6 separate regions of the Mus musculus genome follow, and all the other regions are linked to region 3. Evidence: chromatin contacts called from ENCODE Hi-C or POLR2A ChIA-PET data. All regions are on one chromosome and are shown on one strand. The core of a region is the stretch at or near the end of the contact, and the rest is flanking DNA. Distances in the headings are between cores, read along the strand shown.

Region 1 (3,643 bases), core at 332-2,831, 200 kb before region 3:
CCCACAATCATATATGAACTCTACGATTCCGAGCCTGGGAGCCAAGTCAGATCTTTGCTGAATAATAAATCTTACAGCCTTACAAAGAGATTTTTCTATGTACTAGACACTGAGTATAGACATGCACATAATTCAAGGTGTCCCCTGGAAGTCTAGAAAAGGCACAGCATGGGAGTAATTATTAACACAAACCAGAAAATGAACTGCCATCAAGAGACTCCAAGGATGCCATGGTGGGAGTATATAGATATGGAGCACTAATGCCATCGAGGTCACACATTCCAAATGACAGCTGCTTCATCTAGATCTCATCCTTATCTCCTAAAGACATCCATTAACCCCACCTTACAGATAGGAAAGCCGGGGCTCAAAGAAGAATCTCTCCTTTCTGTGTGTGTGGGGAGGATGCTAGGGATTATAAGTCAAAGTTTTGTACATGCTAAACATATGCTCTGCTACTGAACTATATCCCCAGCTCTCAAAGAATCATGATTGTGATCATTTAGCTGATGATGGCAACCACATAACAAACAACATAGTGCCAGGCGTGGTGGCACATGCCTTTAATCCCAGCACTTGGGAGGCAGAGGCAGGCGGATTTCTGAGTTCGAGGCCAGCCTGGTCTACAAAGTGAGTTCCAGGACAGCCAGGACTACACAGAGAAACCCTGTCTCAAAAAAAAAAAAAAAACAAAACAAAAAAACAAAACAAAACAAAAAAAAAAACAAAAACCAAACAACACAGTGATCTTTGCCATGCCCAGGCACTGGGGCAGCAACTATAGTAACACTATCTTTTGAACACTTATTATGCATGCATGCACTGCACTAAATAAGCTAACTAAAATCCCGCTATCTTTTGCGTTCAATACAATCCCTATGCTAACCTATCTGAGAAGAATACTGAGGGTCTAAAAACTTATCCAAGTCTGATAGAGGGTTGGGACTAACCTATGTGGGTCTCCAAATCTCTGGTGTCTAAGGTGCTTATACTTGGCTTTCGGTACAAGTGATTATGTTCTTGTCTGCAAGTGTTTAATCTATTAATGATCCCTTTCCTCTGGAGAGTTAAGTGCTATGAGAGATGGATAGAGTTTAGACTGTCAAAGGCATGACTGTAAACAACGCGTCACAAGGAACACACCCAGAAGACGCCGGCACCTCGTGACCCCGCCGGCAATGACTCGGTGATTCCCGGCGTTTCTGGACAGTATCGAACACACCTAGAACTCCCAACCAAATAAGCCAGAAGTCCACTCACCCGACTCCCGCAAAAGTCCCGCCAGCTTCCACACTACTGAATCCCGCGGAGCGGTCGTCATAGCCACGGGACGCTGGGGGCGGAGCCTGGGGAAAGGGGAAGCGGAAGAGCCTCAGGTGGGCAACAAAAGCCCAGAGCTTTCGTGCAAATGGAGGCGTCGCGCAATGTAAAAAGTAAGCATCAGCTAAAAAGAACGATCTCTCTGACCCCTTTTCCAAAAAGCATTGGGCCTCGGGAGCCCATGGGCCCGCGTAATTCGCACTCCAATCACTTTGGCAGCCGGGCTCTTTTAGGGCAGGAAGTCCCGCCCCGGAAGGCAAAGGACCTACCGGAAAGCATGCCTTCGCTACCGGAAGCCACGCCCTGGGCGAGCCGATGTGTCAGTAGGACGGAACTAGCCGGGATTAAGCCCCTAACGGGGCCCCAGGTCTAGCTCGGCTCTGGGTGGCCCCTTCGGCAGAGAGAGAAACCTGACTCTTGTTTGCAGACTGGGCGGGGAAGCAGAGCTTGGAGAAATGGGATCTTGTATTAGAAGGAAAAGAACTCATCCAAAACAAATACTGATCTTCCAGTTACATAGCTGTCCTGTCCTTGCGAAGTTCTTTTATATCAGCCAGAAGGGCTAAGGCTGGCAGGGATGCCACTCTCAAACCCCCTTTGCTGTCATAGTCCTCAGTCTCTAGACTTATTTTTCCTTAGGGTTTAGCACACTCTCAAATTGGTCCCTGGTCTCTGATTTCAGAGCTCTGGAAGCAGAGGCAGGAGGGTCTCAGTGAGTTCAAGACCAGCCAGCTCTAAATAGTGAGTTCCAGGCTAGCCAGGGCTGCATAGTGGGATCCTATCTCAAAAACAAAAATTAGTCACTGGTAATGACCTGAACCTGTATTTGTTTTGTTTTGTTTTTAACTGTATTTACAGCTCAGTACACCTAACTAAAAGTGGTTTTCCTAAATTTGAAAATAAAATATATCAATAATTAACAAAAGCAAGACTGTTGAGTTTTCTACTTCCAAATTGGCACTGTAGCTTTTTTTTTTTTTTTCAAGATAGGGTTTCTCTGTGTAGCCCTGGCTGCCCTGAAACTCTGTAAACCAGGCTGCCTCTGCCTCCCAAGTGCTGGGATTAAAGGCGTGCGCCGCCACCACCACCCAGCACCACTGTAGTTTTTACCCTGGCTCTTGGTCTGGCAGTTGACATCAACTTCTGGTCTACATTATGAAAACATTTCTTAGGATGGAGTGACTAGCTAGGCTTGGGAGGGGAATGTCTTTTATGAAACAATCCTTTCTAACACAAGAAAGTTAAACATGAAGTGTAGGACTGAAGAGATGGCTCAGTGAATTAGAGCACTGGCTAGGCTTCCAGAGGACATGGGTTCAAGTCCCAGTACCCACATGGCGGCCCACAGCCATCTGTAACTCCAGTTCCAGGTGGTTGTACAATCTCTTCTCATCTCCATGGGCACAGCACATGCATGGTGTAGAGGCATTCAGGCAAAACATTCATACATGCAAGTGTTTGCTTTTAATGAAAAATCTAAAGAGTAGAGTTGGAGTCAGTCAGTTTTAGAGGTGGTGGAAGGCTTCTCTAGCCTGAACAAACTTCCTATATACCGTCTCATGGATCTGGGACATTTTGTGCAATTGATAATCCATTACATAGCAACTGTCAGTCCTTGTTTATCGATCACCTGAAGCTGGCCATGGGGGAGGAGCCATAACAATCAAGTCAACTGTATCAAGCCAAATTCTCATAGGCAGAAAAAGAAACAAAAAACAAAAACTCATTCTTTTGATATCCTGATGTGGTGCCTTGAAACCTTTGCTTTTTGGCCTGGCTTCCGTGGTCCACAGTTATTGTGTGAAAATCCTCCATTCACATGGGTAGCCCCTCTCTCTACTCAGGTTTGTCCTACACTACCGAGCTTCCAGATAAGTGAACGAGAGAAAAATCAAAGAAAACAAAACTGTATTGGGGAGGGGAAAGCTAAGCTAAAGAAGCAGCAAGAGAGTAAACAGCCGAGGCCTGTCCTCCTCCCTGAGAGGCCCACTCCCCTTTCTGTCCTTGGCTTGCAGGCAAGGCCTTGGCTGCCTTCCAAAGAAGTCTCTCTCTCTTTTTCTCCCTCTCTTGCCTAAGTTACATTCTTCTGTAAATTGCTACTTATAAAATTTCTTTTAATCAAAGGGAAAAAGAAAATCCTGTGTCACCAAAGCTACAAAAACAAGTGCACACGCTTTGAGCGTGCACCAGATCCATAGAAGAAAGCAAGAACTGGACCTTCTGGTGACCTGGCCAGTGACAACAAATCATGCTTTGGATGAGACCAATTAGGATTGTAACGGTGTCAGTTCAGTACAGGTTGGATCCCAGTCCCAACACATCT
Region 2 (3,394 bases), core at 660-3,159, 180 kb after region 3:
TGAGGTTTCAATAAACAGTTTCTGTTGCATGGCCTGGCCTTTTCCTTCTGTAGCATTCTTTGTTGATCTCCTATCCCTCCTCTGCCTCCCAGGTCAGATGCACAGCCCTGTAATCACTATGTAGGCGTTTGCTCTGAGCTGCTTTAGAACTTCCTAATAGTTAGTGGTTCCTGTTTCAAGCTTTCCTGCATCCCTGCTGCTACTTCTTGGGGGCCCTGAAATTGCTGGATGTGACCTGCCATGGGGTACAAGTGGTGACTTTCCCAGGCCTGGGAAAGCCCTGTCTGTGTCATATATCCTGGGTGGGTACCAGCCTTGTGGATCCTTATGGTTCAAACCACACATCCAGTTGAGCTGGAATCCAAGCTCTGTTGACCTCTTCAGCAAGGTGACTTACGGAAGGAGCTGGTGCTGAAGAACCAGAGCTGAGTCATCACTGGAAGAACCATCTTTGGTGTATGTGGACCTGTCGCCGGCTGCTAAAGATCACCTAGGGAGTGTGGGGGCTGGGAATAAAGGTCTGTGGACTGGTGGAGCTGCAGCCCCCAAGGGGTCGTTGTAGAAATGTACTGACCTTTTGTCATAACCTTTGAGGTTTCTCCTGGCTTTTTTTTTTTTTCCCCCAGCCTGAGTGGGATGCTTAGATATCCTAAAGGGCTTAAAACCTCCTTTACTATGAACAATTCCCAAGACATCATCACATATATGAAAATCTGAGCCTGGAGGACCTGCTTTTGGAAATGGTCTCATGAGGTTTAGGCTAATCTGGTACTTGCAACTTGCTATCTGGTTACATCTGCCTTCAGAACGGCAGGATACAGGCATGTGCCACCAACCCTACCCAATCCTAATGTTATATTTTAAGTGTAAACACTTTTGTGCATTAAGAAAGAAAAAAGAAACCTGAGGCCTCAACCCAACACAAAGGTACCTAAGGAGTGCTTCGAGTGGGAGGGTTTGCCTTCCCCAGAGATAGCATCCTGATTGATCATCCGATATCAGATGGTCAGCTCTGAAACCATACATAGGAATAACTATACAAGCTGACAGGTTACATTTAGAAACATGTACATGTATATGTTCATGTAATAATGAAAAAGGCAATGAGTTTGAAAAATGAGATGGAGGGGCATACGGGAGGGTTTTTGAGGGAGGGAAGGGAAGGGAGAAATAATGTAATGATAATCTCAAAAATAATAGCCTCAGTTTGCAGGGAAATATAAAGTAAATAAATATACTTTGTTCAATGTTTTTCCAGAAGTTCACTCACTAGTATAGCAAACCAGGTCCACCAATGGCTATGACATCTGAGTTACCAGTAAAGTGTCATTATCGGCTGGCAATGTAGCTGTCACATCCACAGCATCCTATTTATGGGTGTGGGCAGCAGACCGTTCCATTGTCTTCTGATTTGTGCCCATTCACATTTTGTAATACACATTGCTGTCAAGTGCTCTTGCCTTACACCGAGTTCGTTATCTACGGTGGTCATTGTCATAAGGGATGAGGGCGTTCTACACACAGGTTTTGTTTTGAACTGACCTGGGGCATGTCTTGTTTGGCTGAAAAATATGTACCTAACTGAAGCGATGTTCAGTGTTGATGACAAGAGGTAGCTTGCACAATCTCCTCAGACTGTTTTGATAGATGTTCCCTAACCCTCATCTCCAGAGCCTGGTCTAGAAGCAGTGGATATAGATGAACATTCTTGAGGGAGGGGTCCAGGACTCAGCTGCTAGGTTAATGGCTGATGGAATTTGCACAAGAGCTGGGCAAAGGTGAAAGAGCCACGTCCTGCTCCCAAACCCTTATCCCTTCTCTCCGCTTCATTGACACCCCCGACTCCCCACCCACGTAGGCAGCTTACTCCACCCAAACTCTTGATCTCTTACTCCTTATTCAACTAGCCTGGGGCAGCCAAGACGCAATCAAGTCAGGGCAGCATGAGCCGATCACCTCTCCATCCCATTCCACTTCTATCTGAGGGCTACCAGGATACCCCTGCTCCCCTGCCACCACTGCTACCCCCTCTCCAGAATCCCTCCTCCCGTTCTTGGGCCTCTCGGGTGTGTGGGCCTTCCACCTGGGGGCTCAGCTGTCTTCTGGCTCTACAGGTAGGAGGTGGAGGCGGTAGGAGTTGGCACTATCTGAAGTGGCTATTTGGAGGGAGTTAGTGAGTCATGAGAAACCTACACATAGGTATTTCGAAAGCTCCTCCCTCTCCATTCCTCTATCTCCAGCATTTCCTGGTCTTGGCATCTTTGCTCTGGGCCTCCCACCTGCTGCTGCTTCATGGTCTTCCCCCAGGAGGGCTCTCATACCCACCCGCTCAGCTCCTGGCTTCCAGTTTCTTTTCATGTGGCCTGTCTACGGTCCTGCAGACTTGGATGGGCAGCAGGTGAGGGGAACTCCGTTGAGAGAGGGTGTAGTCTCTCAGGAAGAGATTTAGGGCAATCCTGTTGACTGCCACATGTTTCCAAACCTGCTGGGGCTGCTGTCCCTACAGGCTACCTCTAATCCAGGCTCCGTCCCTAGAGTTTCTTATCCCCGCACTGGTGCTGACAAACCAGAAGCTACCTCTGACGACCAAGACACCTGGAAATGGTTAGTACAAAGCAAAGGTGGGCTAGTGGCAGAGGTACACGGGGGCTGGAGGTTGGGTGGTCCTGGGCATTGTAGAGATTTTGGGGTTATGCCAGGCATCAGCTAGGACAGGAGAACACAGAGCCTCTGTTCCATCTACATCTTCTTTCTGTACCCCAAACTTCCAGCCTCCCTCTCACTGCCCCTGTGTAGTTTGACAAGAAGCTGCCATGGCCTGGAGCTCTGGAACACTTCTCTCCGAGAGGTGAGTGCCTGGGAGAAGACAGCAGAAGGACTGGATGGCCCCAGCCTGGAGAGGCTCTTGTTCCCATCATTAGATACTGATGCTAAGGGGAGGAGTTAGGCAGGGGCTTATCCTCGGAGATAGTTGATTGAGTGGAATTTCTTCATCTGTCCTCCTCTCTACTCCCTTAGGTGTCGGGGGCAGTGGTGGTGTCCGGGCTGCTGCAGGGCACTATAGGACTTCTAGGGGTGCCTGGCCGTGTGTTCCCCTACTGTGGGCCACTGGTGCTGGCTCCCAGCCTGGTTGTGGCAGGGCTTTCTGCCCACAAGGAGGTGGCCCAGTTCTGTTCTGCTCACTGGGGCCTGGCCTTGCTGTACGTGAGTCCTGAGAGGGGTGGGTGGTAGCCCAGTAGGTGTAGAGACTGAGGGAGGGCAGAGCTGCTCAGATTCCAGAGCCACCTGAGCAGGGATGACAGTTTTTGGATTTGGAATCCAAGGCTTTCCCTTAATTTATTCAGTCTCGCTGATATTCATAGTCACGTGGTATGATACCTCAGGGTACCTCCCT
Region 3 (3,374 bases), core at 698-3,197:
TGCGACTTACATAATTATTAATGAGTAATTAATTAACTGTACAAATGAGTAGGGATACAATGATATCTAAAGGATGATTAAGAAGCTACACAGATGTAGTCTGTCACCCACTGAACGGATCTTGAAACTGCCCCCTTTGAAGTGAGGGTGGCAGGACCTTTCCAGAATCTATCCCTGTTCATTTCCATCCCAAGTATAAAAGCAACAGATGCCCCCCACCCCCACCCCAGAGACCTGTGATCCCTGGAAAGACTATTTTTACACTCATGGTAGGTCGACTCTGTTTTGAACCTCAAAGCCACAAGAGTCCTGATCCATCGATGTATGGATGAGTTTTAAGATTGCTATTCAACATTCTTGACATGGAAACATAATATTGGAATTGCCCCCCTCAACTGCTTTAAGGAGTAGAAAGAGCCAGTAGGGGCGGCTCATGCCTGTATCTCCAACAATTGCAAGACTGAGGCAGGATTGCCATGGATTTGAGGCCAGCCTGGGCTACATAGTGAGCTCTGGAAAAGCCTGAACAAAACTGAAATCCTGTCTGAAAGAAAAAAAAAATCATGAGTATCAGAATCAAACCTCAGGGCCACCCAAACAGCTGTGTTGAAAAGGTCACTGACTTCTGTGTTCCTCTGAGACCTACTAAGTAGCATAACATTTAACCAAAGAGGATAGAAAAAAGCCTACGAAAGTCTCTTGCAGTTGTTCTAGGCTCTGCACACTAATTTATGGAGTCATAAGCCCAGCTGTGCCATCCATTTGTAACTAGAGACAGATTACTCTCATAATTCCGTTGTCTACAAAATGCTGACAGTAAAATTGTGAGAATTACATACGATAACGTTTATCATAACATAAACTCATGGAAGTCAGCGGCTGTGCTAACACCACCGGGGCGCTAGAGCGCGCTGCCGCCGCCGCGGTGGGCCGTCCTGCCTGAGGGTGCTCCAGGAGCGGAACGCCTCGCAGCGGCTTCGAGGCCGCTGACAAAGGAAAGGGCGGAGGGGGGGGGGTCAACGCCTGGAGGACTCGACTTGATGGAGGCGGGGCGAGAGAGGCATCAGGGGCGGGGCCTGCCAAGGAAGCCCGGACAGCGGAGACAAGGTCTGGAGAGTAGGCGTGACGGGGCGGAGCTAGTGGCGCAATGAGGGCGGGTCATGAGACGTGGCTCCTAACGGGGCAAAGCTAGTGGAACAGTGGGGCGGGGCGCGGTGTGACTGGAGCTGACTAGTCCACGTGGTTAGAACGCAGCCTGATTGGAGGAAGGCGGGTCGGTGAGGCGGGAGCGGAACCGGAACGCGTCCTGACAGGGGCGGAGCTCTCGGAGTAGTGAGGGCGGGACGCGGCCTGACTGGCACAGAGCAGTCAGCGTGTTTGGAACCAGGCCTGACGGGAGCTGAGCGAGTAGCGGGAGGGGGCGGAACCCGACCGAGGCCTGACAGGGGCGGAGCTCGCGGAGCAGCGGGGGCGGGGCGAGGCCTGGTAGAGGCGGAGTCCCGGTGCGGCCTGACGAGAGGCGGAGCCCACAGCTCGGCGAAGGCGAGGCCTGATCCGGGAGGGAGGAGCGGAGCGTCAGGGGCGGGCCGGAGTCCGGCTCCTGGAGCGGAGTGCGGTGGGGCTATGCAGGTGTGTTGCTGTTGCCGGTCCCGCCTCCACTTCGGCTCGGTGGCAGGCCGCGCGCCCTTTCGGAGCTAAGCTTAAGGCGGCGCTGACACGGGCGTACTCCGGTTTCAAAGTAAAACTGAAACCCTCCGAGGTGGCCTGACCTTCCCGGAGCCGGAAGGGCTGTCTAGTGACTGACGGGGCTAAGGGACAGGTGTAGTGGTGCTTTGATTCCGGACACGGTGGCGCGCCGGCTAGTGGCCTTTCCAGCTTTGAGGTCCTCTTGGAGGCGGGATTTCCTAGCTGGGCGGGGCGTGGATTATCTGATTAGGGGGCGGGCCTTTCCGATCCTGTACTCCAGGGACAAAACTGGGTGGAGGTCCTCTTGCCCTGGGACTGAACCTTTGAGCCGAGAGCGATCGAGCTAGGAATCCACATCTGTCGCCAGTGAAGTCCTCGGAAGCAGAGGTTGAGCCTTGGGGCTCTCATTTCTAGGGGGCTGAAAGAGGGATCCTAGACCCGGCAGCCACCTGAACTCTCCACTTCTCCCTGTAGATGGCTATGAACGGCAGGGCTCGGAAAGAGGCCATCCAGGCCACAGCCCGAGAGCTCCTGAAGTTCGTGAACCGGAGTCCCTCTCCTTTCCACGGTAGGTGACCAGGGTTAGGGAGGCTAGGAGTGGGAGTGACTTGACCAACTTCCATCGCTGAGAGAGCCCTTTTCCTACAGTCGTGGCTGAGTGCCGCAGCCGCCTCCTCCAGGCTGGCTTCCGTGAACTCAAGGAAACAGAGGGCTGGGATATCGTACCAGAAAACAAGGTACTAAGGGATAGCGTGGGGGCAGACACTATTGCAAAGGCCTGTGTCCCGGATCATAAAGCAACTCACGCCCCTGTCTTTCAACTCTCTCCCCCAGTACTTCTTAACCAGAAACTCCTCCTCCATCATTGCTTTTGCTGTGGGGGGCCAGTATGTTCCTGGCAATGGCTTCAGCCTCATTGGGGCCCACACGGACAGTCCCTGTCTCAGGGTAAGAAGTTAGGACTTGTTTGGACTGAAGGGAGGTGTGGGGGGGGGCGGTTGGGAAGAAGAGATCCTGGAGGTAGAGTTTGCAAGGCCCTATCCCAAGGTCCCGGGAAGAAGGTAGACCCGCCCCATGCTCTCATGTTCCCCACATACACTTTCAGCTGTCAACTGATGTGCTATCTGCTCTGTATAACTTACTGCCTGAGTCTCCCTTCCAGATGTTGTCTTTCAGACATTCCCTTTTTTCTCATTCTTACGCTCAGGTGAAACGCAAATCGCGCCGAAGCCAGGTGGGCTACCACCAGGTCGGTGTTGAGACCTACGGCGGTGGGATCTGGAGCACATGGTTCGACCGGGACCTGACCTTGGCTGGACGCGTCATTATCAAGGTGGTATCGAGGGGCTAGGAACTGGGGAGGCTCTCACTTCCGGCAGCCTGAAGCTTGAATGTCTTCCCATTTCTTAAGTGTACCAGTGAAGAGTCCTCGTGGGGAAGAGGGGACATGATTATTCTGGGTTTAGTAAGGGATTTTATCAGCTGGATTTGGGAGGTGCCCAGTTCTGACCTGGCCGGTTGGCCACAGTGCCCTACCTCAGGCCGGCTGGAGCAGAGGCTCGTCCATATAGAACGGCCCATCCTGCGCATCCCACATCTGGCCATCCATCTGCAGCGAAATATCAATGAGAACTTTGGGCCCAACACAGAGATCCACCTGTGAGTCCACATTCGAGCCAGGGTTGTGA
Region 4 (3,820 bases), core at 527-3,026, 230 kb before region 3:
CATGAGGAGACCCTACCTTTGCTTTCTGTGGGGGACCTGGGGGTAGAGGCTCCACAGGCTCTGCCTCAGACTCTCCCTCTTCTTCCTCTTCTTCCTCCTCCTCCTCTTCTGCTCCAGCTCCCCCCTCCTCCTGGATAGGGGGTGTCCCTTCTGATGGGGGAGCAGAGGTTTTCTCTTTCTTCCTCTTCCTCCTGGTGTGCCGAGCAGAGGTGGGGGGCGGTCGCCGAAGCTTGTGGGGTGGAGGCAGGCGGGCTGAGAGCGGGTGATGGGTGTGGTGGGATGTGTGCCGGTGAACTGGAGGTGCAGGAGAGTGGGTTGAGACCCCTGAAGCAGAGTGGGGCTTCCCCCACAAGGAGTTCACACCTTATTCTAGCGTGAGATCTAAAACAAAGGCACCCCCAGTCTTTCTTCTAGAGCCAGGACACCCCTCCCAACTATGCATCCCTGCTCCTGTCATTGGTGAGGCCAGGTGGAGTGGGGACAAGAGTGACATAGAGAGAAAGTCGCAAAGGGGAGTCGGGAGATGTGGTACCGAAGAAAGAGAGAAGCTGAGGGAAGACACATCAGGAAACACAGTGGGGCAGAGGGTGAGTGGGACCCAGTGCACGATGAAGGTCACTGAGAGAGACCTCAGGCGCATCTCCCCTACATCTCCCCTGACAGGTGAACAAGGTGATGATGGTATGAGAGGCAGGATGACTTAACATGGCATGGTGGCCCAGCACAGCGTCCAGCACAGGATGACACTGAGTGATCAAGCCGGAGGTGAGCGCAGTAATGGTGGCGATGAAGGTGATGGTGGTGAAGGCTGGGGTGCTAGGGGTCCCCAGGCTACCCACACTCAAAGTCCCGCTCGCTGTAGCTGCGGCTAGGCTTCTCGGGGTCCCAGGCCGGGGTCTTGCTGATGAGGTCCCCAAACCTGCTCACAGCCAAGGTCTTGCCCAAGTCATCATCTTCCTCTTCTACATCTGGACCCAGAGGGGGCTCCTCCAAGGGCACCCGGACCTGCAGGCCAGATAGCCTCTCCTAAGGACCCCTAGTTCATGAACACTCCCCACCCAACCCCAACTCCATACTTCAAGGGCCTTCCCAACACCTTCACCCTTGCCTGCATCAACATCCCCAAAACACCCTCTGAGGGCTTCCCCCCAGGTTGTGGGAGCACCAGCCACAAGTGCATGAAATACCGAAGACCCCCTATTCCTCTACACTACCAATACAGCTCTACATCTGGATCTGGTGGTCCCAGGGTCATCCAGAGGACACCCCGCCCATCCTGCCCCTCCTCCCCCACCCCACCCCCACGCATCAGTCACCTGGGGTAGGGGGGAGGCGCCCCCGGGCGGCGGGATCACCCCATTAGCCATGGCAGGGCTGAAGACTGAAGACTTAGGAGTCTCTCAATCACTATGGGACCCAAACCCTGGGTGAGAAGAAGGGGGCGCTGCAGAGACCTCTTGGGGAGCCTTGAGGAAGGAGGGCGGGGTCAGAAATTGCGCTGGTGGGCCCCCTCCGGGGTGCTCCATCCCGGTGCCCAGCCCGCTCTCCCTTCCGAGGCCCAACCCGGTCCATGTTAGTCCGCTGTCCCTACCCGGCCCGGCGCCCACGCCTTGCCCTTAAGTACCTCCGGGCTCCGGAACCTGCGGGGCTTGGGAGAGCCGCCGCGCCCCATGTCCCTCCCCGCAAGCTCCGGGGCGCGGCTGCCGGGTTCCCGTCCGGCCTCTCGCCGCGCAGAGCCCGGCCAGGCGGACGCAGGCGCCGGAGCCTGCAGTCCACGGCTCCACCTCCTAGCGCTCGGCTGTGCCAGCCCGCCGCCGCCCGGCCGCACAATGGGAGTGGACGATCCCTGACTTACCCCGACCAGGCCAGCGTGGGCCCCGCGCTCGGGTCCCCGCAGGATCCCACCTGCCCGCAAGACCCCTCTCCAGGCGCCCCACGCATTGCGGGGGGGGGGGAGGAGGGGCGGGTGCACGGCCCTAAATTCCCACAATCCCTCAAACACACTCCTCCACCTTGCTTTTAGCCACCCCTCCCTTTCCCTCAGGAGCCCTGGAGGAGACCCTCTTCGCACATACAAGCCTCTCCAGCTTGGACACGAGATCAGAGACCCCTGAAAGCCATTGCCCTCAACACCTCCAGCCTCAGCTCAACTGATGCCCTTCAAAGGCTGGCTTCTGGCGCTGGGCGCCACCCACCATTTGACCTTGGCACATTATCTACCCATCAGTAGCCAGAGGCAGCTGAAACAGGGGCATTCCAATTGGGCCAACCACTCTAAAATCCTGTGGCTAAGCTCTCACTGTTCCTCCACCCGAATCCCGCCCCTGCTCCTCCAACCGTGGAGGACCTATCTCACTTTCCAAGGTCAGAGAGATGTTCGCAAAGGGCACCTGGACACCCCCACCCCCCACCCCCAGTGTTCTCTGAGTCTCTGAAACTGGGCATCTAGAATAACCCATGCTCATAAAAGCCCTGAATGACAGTCCGTTTAAGCCAGACCCCTACACCTTAGAACAAACAAAGGGAGAAGAACTGGGGGTCAGCAGAAGGTGGGGTGGGAAGGAGGGGAGAGAAGCATGTACAAAGTAGAAGCTGCTCTGACCCCTGCGCTGCGAGATCTCAGCCCTACCCAAGGGAAGAGTGTACACACAGAGCCCTGGGGATTGCTTGAAGCAGCTGGTCGCATCCCATCTACAATCAGTTCAAACAGTTCAGGATCCCCAGGCCAGAGAAATGATCCTGCCACAACTAAGATGGATCTTCTGAGAGCTGGGCATGGAGGTACCCGGCTTTAATTCCATCGCTTAAAAGGCTGAGAGCCTGGCAGTGGTGGCACACGCCTTTAATATCCACACTTTGGAGGCAGAGGCAGGCGGATTTCTGAGTTCGAGGCCAGCCTGGTCTACAGAGTGAGTTCCAGGACAGCCAGGGCTACACAGAGAAACCCTGTCTCGAAAAACAAAAACAAACGAAAAAGGCTGAGTAGTCTCTAGGGGTTCAAGGCAAAACCTGGTCTACACACTGAGTTCCAGCCAGCCAGCGCTACATATTAAAACCCTGTCTCAAAAAACAACAACAAAACCCTATCAACGGAACAAACAAAAAGCCAGTTTATCCATATCAATCCAGAGAATCCCAGATAGGCATGGCCCACCTCTGAGGTGATTCTAGATGTCATCACGTTGACAATTTACACTAACCATCCTAGGGAAGTATTATTCCTTTGTCTGAGAACATGGGGATGCAGGAAGGCGTGATCCCCCATAGAGGTTCACCTAGGAAGAAGGTTACCCACAAGTTTGGGCATCCTTGGTGGATTGCAGATGATGGCTGTCTGAGCCCCGGCCATTTATTCCAGACTTCTCACAGTCATCCGTGTTTACAAAGATGTCAGCACTGGGTGTCAGCTATGCAGAAACAGGACATGTGAGTTGCTTTCCTAAAGCCAAGCCCATGACGCCCATGGGCTGGCGTTGAATTGTGTCCCCTGAAACTCACATGCGAATTCTCAACGTCCATGACCTCAGAATGAGCCCTTATTTGGAAATAAGACCATTGTAGTTGTTAAGGGCATCCTGGAGTGGGGTGCTCTCCTTTCTTATCCGATATGGTGTGTCTATAAAAAGGGGAGATTTGGACACAGACACACATGGAAAGAACACTGTGTGAAGACTGGCGGCATGCCACCACAAGCCAAGGAAACTCCAAAACACGGAGAGGCCTGGAACAGGTCCTTCCTGTGCATCTTCAGAAAGAACTGGTGTCTGCAGATACTTGACTTCAGACACTGTGAAGCTGTTCTCTCTGTTACCCTTCATTG
Region 5 (3,408 bases), core at 328-2,827, 250 kb before region 3:
CAACTTGAAAAGAATCACACATAGCAAGAAGAGTACAAATGTCACAGTAGAATGCTAAGTGTGATGTATTGTAATAGGCCAAAGTCTTTTTCAAGTTGTGAGGTAAGCTATTATATCTGTAAGCTATTACATATGCACCAATTGTTTATTTTGAAGAGATTAAAACGATAGTTTTTATTCCCTTGAACATTAGCAGCCTTAATTGTAATTGCTCCCAGGGCTACTAAAATGTCTACCATGAAGAAGATGGTACCTTCCTCTCTCGGTTAACTGAGGATGCTAACAAGCTAACAAACTAAGTAGAATTCTGACTCATCAAGCCCTAGTTTGAGTCGATTTCTAATTTAAAGATGCAGGTTGCTGAGCAACGCATCCCCTTAGGTTACCAAGCCAGTCCACAATATCCACCCAGGTATTACACCTAATTTGGTGTTTATTTAACCTTGAAAGCATAGAACTATGTATTTGTTCATTTATCTCTAAAGAATCTTTTGGGGCTGGAGAGATGGCTCAGTGGTTAAGAGCACTGACTGACTGCTCTGCCAGGGGTCCTGAGTTCAATTGCCAGCAACCACATGGTGGCTCACAACCATCTGTAATGGGGTCTGATGCCCTCTTCTGGTGTGTCTGAAGACAGCAACATTGTATTCATACACATAAAATTAAATTAAATTAAATTAAATTTTTAAAAAAGACTCTTTTGTCCTTGGGCTGGTGAGGTTGTTTAGTAGATAAAGTACTGACACATAAACTTTGGACCAGATGGGCAGTACCCTGTGAAAAAGCCAGCAGCACAAGTCTAGAATCCCGGGGTCCAGAAATCAGAGACAAGAGTAGTGTTTGCTGCCTGGGGAATCTAGCCAGACCAGTGACTGCTACTCCAGATTCAGCCAGAGATCTAGCTCCAAAAATAGAGTAGAGACTGATTTTTAAAAGGCACTCAACTTCACATGCACAAATACCCATACACACATGAACATATACATAGGCATACATACCATACGCACATATAAAAGAATCTCTAATTCTTTCCATATACATTTTGTCATCTCTATATGCTACCTATAAGATCATACAACTCTGGACGTTAAAACTAATCATTGGTAGTTTTATATCAAAATATCTAGTTGAATTCTGATCATCTCTTACAGCTAAGTCTGAGACCCACGGTTGTTCTCCAAGGTCATGGCTGGCCCCACATCCTTTTCCTATCTTATGTTCTATGGCTCTAGAATTCCTGATTTTCTCAGACCTATCAAAGAAGGCGTCCCCAGAGTCTGCTCAATCTGAAGGGGCTTTAGGAAGAAGTTCCTGAAGCTATTAATTCCCTAGGGCAGCCTCTTTCCTACCTCCCCCAAGAACTACAGTGATCAAGGTCATTTGGGAGAACAGGGTCCTTGTAAGAGACACTGCAGCCAAATTCTATATCTCCCAGAAGGAATTGACAGCATAGCCCAAGCTGCCAACTGGATTCAAGATTTCCAGCTTCTAGTCCTGACAGTCTGGCCACTCAGTCACAATGCCCTCGGTGACCGCAAAACCAGCAAAGGATGCTCCCAGATCACAACCCCAGCAATGCAAACTGTCACGTGTGGCTCTCTGTCACCTGGTAAAACGGAAGAATATAAATAGGCTTGGTTTCCTGCCTTGCGGCATTCGAAAATAAATATGCAAACTGCGCATTTGCATTTCGGTAGCAAGGAGAAGCAGTAATATGAGATTACTTTAAACTGTTATGGAAATGAGGTCCAAAACGATTCATAGGGAAAAAAAAAATACAAGCTTAGGATGGAGCTGTCAATTCTGACTTCATGTTAGACTCTCCGAGATTGAGGGAGGTATGTTTTTCAAAAGGCTAAAGTGAGAGTTGAGATACACAGTTCATATAGCATATATGAGCCCTGGGTTCCATCACTATTAACAGGTGCACACACACATACACACACAGCCTGTAGAGTAAGGTGCAGATATTAACGTTTATTAAAACTAAGCAATTCCAATGCACATACAGAGTAAACCCCTGGCCTGAAAAACAATTTCTGATACCTCTGACACATGATTGTCGTGATTTGTGCCATATGCACCTGCTGAATGTCCAGTTCTCTCTCTATACCAACTCCCTTTATCTTTGCCTTGTAAATTTACTTCGGCTTTACCCTGTAGCTGCAGACTCACAGAGCTGCTGTGCTCCTTCAGTTTCTCTTTCCATGTAAAGACACCTACCCACCAATTGACAGACTCTCCAAATACAATGTCAAGCTATCATAAGCACCACTACTTGTGCCCTCCTCCACTAGGGGAAACAGTGCCTGATCTCGAAAAGTGAAAAGAGCCAAGGGCTGTGGATATTTGCTTTGACACGAGGTAATCATTTAAAAAATGTTCACAGGCCAGCAGGATGGCTCAGCAGATAAACGCACTTGCTGCCACACCTCATGATCTGAATTTGATTCCTGGACCCACGTGGTTGGTATGAAAGAACCAACCCCCTCAAGTTGTTCTCTAACTTACACACACACACATACACACAGAAATATACTCATACACACAATAGAATTTTTAATTAAAAAATTTATGGCGGAGTGTGGTGGTGCATGCCTTTAATCCCAGAACTTGAGAAACCAAAGTAAGCAGATGTCTGTAGGTTCTGGTCTACAGAGTGAGTTCTAAGACAGCCGGGGCTGCATAGAGAGACTATGTCTCAAAAGAACAACAAAATTTAATGTCTGTCCCAGTTGTAATGGCTCACACCTATAATCTTAGCACTCAGGAGGGCAGGAGAAAAGCCTGAGCTACAGAGAGGGCGACAAGCCGGTCAGAGCATACACACACACATGCACACACATGTGAGCACACACACACACACACACACACACTAAAATAAAATAAAATAACATAAAATACACCACTGCTCTTAATTAGCCACTCTAAGCTTTAGTCTGGGCTAGAGTTCCTTGGGAGACAATTTTCCCAGAAGTCTGTTCTTCCTAAACTCTCATCCACTTGCTTCCTTCTACCCAACACTTGGAAAGCTGAGCAATCTCCCTCAGCTACCTAGAATGTGAAGATGCAGCAGTCTTTCATGGTGAACTGTCACAGCACACAAGGAAGGCACAGCGTGCCAGCTCACCTTCCACCTGTACCACTGCAGTCTACAGGGGCATCTAACTACACAGATGGAACCTGGAAGGCTCAGGGAAGTAGGAATCTGCTACCTACTCACTAACAACTCCTGCCTGTGGATAGACTCCTGATCACAAACAGGACTCCACAGGTAAGTAGAGACTCCGGGCAACACTGGACTTCCAATTCCTTCTAAATAATGAACATAGAACCACTATGAGAGGAAGCTGGAAGGCAGAAAGCCCCCTATCTGGTATTTAAAGTGTACTCCAAAGATCCACAGGA
Region 6 (3,379 bases), core at 23-2,522, 150 kb after region 3:
CCCTGCCCTGCTGGTCTGATGACCTTCCCCAGAGCATTCATGGTCCAGGGGATGACGGTGCTTGATGCAGAAGTTTCGGCCACAGCGATCACAAGTCAGTTTCATCATCTCCCGCTGCCGGCAGCCAGAACGTTCACACTTATTGGTGAAGATCTGAGATGAAACAGGGTTTGTTATTTAGGAAACTCATCTTCTCCTCTGGCCCCCATGGAGCTAGCCTTTTGGGTTTGCAGATGTCCGTATACTACGCTGGGTTGTCTCACTAACCCCTCCATTATTTATTTACCTTGCGTTTTTGCTGTGCTGGGTCAGAACGACAGTCTCTGTCAATGTGCTCTCCCACAGCACGGTCAGGAGGCTCTCCTCTGGCCACCGGCACAGGCACATTACAGAGAGGGCACACAGGTACCTGGATATCCTATAGTCAAGGGTCAGGAGTCAGTATGAGAGCCAAGCAATCTCTTAAAGAACCCGGATATACCACTCACAAATACACAAAAAACAAAGTTACCCAGTGCTGGGCTTAGAAACACAATAACTAAGAGGGGAAAACATAAAATAGACAGATCCTGAAAGCATCTGCACCCGCTCTCCTCTCCATACACCAACCCCTGCCACCCTCACGATCGCCCCCTCACCTTTTGGTAAGCTGATCCACAGTGATGCTGGGCGTAGGCCACATGGTCTGCGCAGAAGATGCCCGAGCAGGCATCGCACTTGAGTGGCAAAAAATCTACAGAGAATGGGTCAGATTGCGGGTTCAAAGGAAACTTAGATGTCCTTTCCTCTTGCGCAAAGCTGCTACTCAGGTAGGAAAAACTCTGCCCTATTTGCAACACACTGTACCTCTTTCACAGTACACGATCAATTTGGCCACGCCCCTAGTCTCCGCCCACAACTTCGAGCCCCGCCCTCCTGGCCTTTCCAGCTCCAGTGCTCACCCTCCTGGCCCTACCTGCAGTCCCCAGCCCCAGCCGTCCGGCCCCGCCTCCCGCGTGCTCCGCCCCTCACCCAAGCGCTGACAGCTCGGCTCGGAACAGTGAGCCCCGAGGTCCGGAAACTCCATCGCCTGGCCGTGCGGGGCCTGCTGCGGGGAAGAAACGAGAGCTGAGCGTGCCAAGGACTCCCGCTCCGGGCCCCGTCCGCAACACAGCAACTCCGGGGGGCTCCCCGCCCCGCCCCTTCCTCTCCCCCGCCCAGCACAGGTTACCGAAGCCTGAGCGTCCGCCGGCCCGCAGCCCCTACTCCTCCTCCCGAGGGCTCGCGCGCTCTGACGTCATCACGTTGGGCGGGTCCATCCCGGGCAACAGTAGATTGCAGGCGGAGAGTCCCAGAAGAGTTGAGCCACGCCCGGGAGCGGGTGTAAAGCTTAGAAGAGTTTTTTCAGAACCAACCAGTGAAGGCAAAGATGGACGTGTCGGTGGACAAGGGTGGTTTGGAAGCAGTTCGGCCTTTAGCCTGCTCACTTCGTCACTACCTTACTTTTCTCTAGCCATTTCTCCAGACCGAGGCTACCTCTTTTCTGTGAGGAGTTACAGTGTTTCTCAGTGGTGCAGATTCCTCTCCAGGTTTTAGTGTTGATGTTCACCCTCTAAGACATCCCTAGCCCTTGTCGGTATGATCTGAGCACACCTGCTCTGTCTTCTCCTCCCCTCCATCCCAGTTTACACGTCACCTCATTGAAATCAGCTGTTCACCAACCTGGCACAGTGTCTCAAGCCTTTACTCCCAACACTCAGAAAGCAGATGCAGGTGAATCTTTGTGAGTTCGACATCAGCATGGTCTACATATCGAATTCTAGGACAGCCAAGACTACATAGAGACACCCAGGCTCGGGGGTGAGGGAGGGAGGGAGAGAGAGAGAGAGAGAGGCATCGGCCACACAAAGGGGACTACCTGGTGAAAAGAGACATCCATAGTGAAAGGAGAGAAGACGAAAAACCCAAGAGAACTGCACACCCTTCCCTTCAATGATAAAATTAAAATATATCAAAGAGTCAAGGATCAGCTCTACCTGTTTCATACTGGGCCCTGCCTGGCACATAATACCTAAAGTACAACAGTCTCAGGTGAAACTCACTACATAGCTATTTTAAACAGATGCCTGGGTCCTAGGACTTCTGACTCAGAGGGGAGCTCCAGAAGGAATGGTAACACATTTCTAGTATGTCTCAACTTGAAAAACACTAGCCTAGCACATTCTCAGGGGTTCTGGAATGTTTTTTGAAGAGTGGCAGTCATTAAACTGGTGTACACCTTTAGGAACCACAGACTGAGACCTTCCTGGCTCAGCACATTTTGCTTCTCACACAGCTTCTCCTACTTGGAATTGGTAGTCACTCTACCTTCCCGTAGGTCTAGACGTGGAAACAAGTAATCAGGTGAAGTAAACAAACAAACAAACAAAAAACCAGTTTCTGCCTCTCAACTTTCCCCTCCTCTTCCTTTGATTTTCACTCTAAGACCGGTAGAAATTAAGACAGTCTTTCCTGGCTACCTCAGGCAGAAGCCCTGTTCTCAGCTCTAACTGTACCCAAACACCTTGACTTGGGTCATCTGCCGACTTACATGCCTGCCACACTCATGTGCTTGTTGGTTGTGTTATATCAGCAAACTCTGGGTTCGACTGAGAGGCCTAGTCTCAATGAATAAAGAGGAAGAGCAACCTCAACCTGCCAGATTGATTCCCAGCATCAGCCACAAGCCTCAGGGTACACACAAATGCATGTCCACACCTCCCCACACATGTGACCACACACATGCAAATACACACAAATACATGTCCACACCTCCCCACACATGTGACCACACACATGCAAATACACACAAATACATGTCCACACCTCCCCACACATGTGACCACACACATGCAAATACACACAAATACATGTCCACACCTCCCCACACATGTGACCACACACATGCAAATACACACAAATACATGTCCACACCTCCCCACATGTGTGACCACACACATGCAAATACACACAAATACATGTCCACACCTCCCCACATGTGTGACCACACACATGCAAATACACACAAATACATGTCCACACCTCCCCACACATTTGACCACATACATGCGAACATGATTATGTACAAACACTTAGGAAATTGGGAAAAAGAATAATAAAAGTCTAAACCTATTTTACGTGGTTTAGTTTAATTTTGTGTAAATAGTATATCTCATTGGAAAAAATTATATTTCTCTGGCCCTCTGTTAAATCCTCAGCCTTCTAATAAAAAGTCAAAAGCAGAAGCCAGGTTGAAGTAGACATTTCTGGCTTCTTTGGAGACTCAGTTGTGTCGTGTGATGTTTTTCCGGAAGCTGTCTTATGAGAGGATGTTTTGCTGAGAACAGACACATGGTATTTT

What was found. Hi-C counts contacts between places; a loop is a spot of excess contacts on that map. ChIA-PET counts read pairs that join two places held with the same protein, here RNA polymerase II (POLR2A).
Region 1: POLR2A ChIA-PET joins it to region 3 with 18 read pairs in embryonic stem cell. The contact joins the promoter of Stk11ip here to the promoter of Dnpep in region 3. POLR2A ChIA-PET finds 5 or more read pairs at or near these places in 2 of 5 experiments (Patski and embryonic stem cell).
Region 2: a loop to region 3 is called in a map of regulatory T cell, with 4 times the contacts of the local background. The contact joins the promoter of Slc23a3 here to the promoter of Dnpep in region 3. A Hi-C loop is called at or near these places in 4 of 37 maps with a recorded cell type or tissue (T-helper 1 cell, T-helper 17 cell and regulatory T cell). POLR2A ChIA-PET finds 5 or more read pairs at or near these places in 2 of 5 experiments (Patski and embryonic stem cell).
Region 4: POLR2A ChIA-PET joins it to region 3 with 10 read pairs in Patski. The contact joins the promoter of Slc4a3 here to the promoter of Dnpep in region 3. POLR2A ChIA-PET finds 5 or more read pairs at or near these places in 2 of 5 experiments (Patski and embryonic stem cell).
Region 5: a loop to region 3 is called in a map of v-Abl transformed pro-B cells, with 2.0 times the contacts of the local background. The contact joins the enhancer-like site here to the promoter of Dnpep in region 3. A Hi-C loop is called at or near these places in 1 of 37 maps with a recorded cell type or tissue (v-Abl transformed pro-B cells). POLR2A ChIA-PET finds 5 or more read pairs at or near these places in 1 of 5 experiments (embryonic stem cell).
Region 6: a map of gastrocnemius shows a loop between it and region 3 (13-fold over the local background). The contact joins the promoter of Zfand2b here to the promoter of Dnpep in region 3. A Hi-C loop is called at or near these places in 1 of 37 maps with a recorded cell type or tissue (gastrocnemius). POLR2A ChIA-PET finds 5 or more read pairs at or near these places in 4 of 5 experiments (Patski and embryonic stem cell).

Annotation. Positions count from the first base shown.
Region 1 is chr1:75,519,467-75,523,109 of GRCm38, reverse strand. Stk11ip (serine/threonine kinase 11 interacting protein) reads right to left here and starts at 1,581. Exons shown (of 25, transcript NM_027886.3): 1 at 1,468-1,581; 2 at 1,261-1,346. The coding sequence starts at 1,321.
Region 2 is chr1:75,132,405-75,135,798 of GRCm38, reverse strand. It overlaps Slc23a3 (solute carrier family 23 (nucleobase transporters), member 3), which reads left to right and starts at 1,909. Exons shown (of 12, transcript NM_194333.3): 1 at 1,909-2,114; 2 at 2,241-2,398; 3 at 2,507-2,604; 4 at 2,772-2,848; 5 at 3,019-3,200. The coding sequence starts at 1,944. It overlaps Cnppd1 (cyclin Pas1/PHO80 domain containing 1), which reads left to right. Exons shown (of 10, transcript NM_026977.3): 10 at 1-37.
Region 3 is chr1:75,315,590-75,318,963 of GRCm38, reverse strand. It overlaps Dnpep (aspartyl aminopeptidase), which reads left to right and starts at 1,947. Exons shown (of 15, transcript NM_016878.4): 1 at 1,947-2,073; 2 at 2,161-2,254; 3 at 2,335-2,423; 4 at 2,521-2,634; 5 at 2,894-3,019; 6 at 3,215-3,345. The coding sequence starts at 2,161.
Region 4 is chr1:75,544,418-75,548,237 of GRCm38, reverse strand. It overlaps Slc4a3 (solute carrier family 4 (anion exchanger), member 3), which reads right to left and starts at 1,776. Exons shown (of 23, transcript NM_001357150.1): 1 at 1,625-1,776; 2 at 1,317-1,466; 3 at 840-1,005; 4 at 17-294. The coding sequence starts at 1,367.
Region 5 is chr1:75,564,005-75,567,412 of GRCm38, reverse strand. No RefSeq gene overlaps it. Among named protein-coding and RNA genes, the nearest start is that of Slc4a3, 19 kb to the right of the region's middle. Within about 2 kb of position 1,577, at least 2 of the 3 ENCODE cell types and tissues checked have a DNase peak (open chromatin) inside an H3K27ac peak, as active enhancers do.
Region 6 is chr1:75,166,539-75,169,917 of GRCm38, reverse strand. It overlaps Zfand2b (zinc finger, AN1 type domain 2B), which reads right to left and starts at 1,272. Exons shown (of 10, transcript NM_001159905.1): 1 at 1,211-1,272; 2 at 1,012-1,087; 3 at 639-733; 4 at 287-418; 5 at 2-153. The coding sequence starts at 1,066.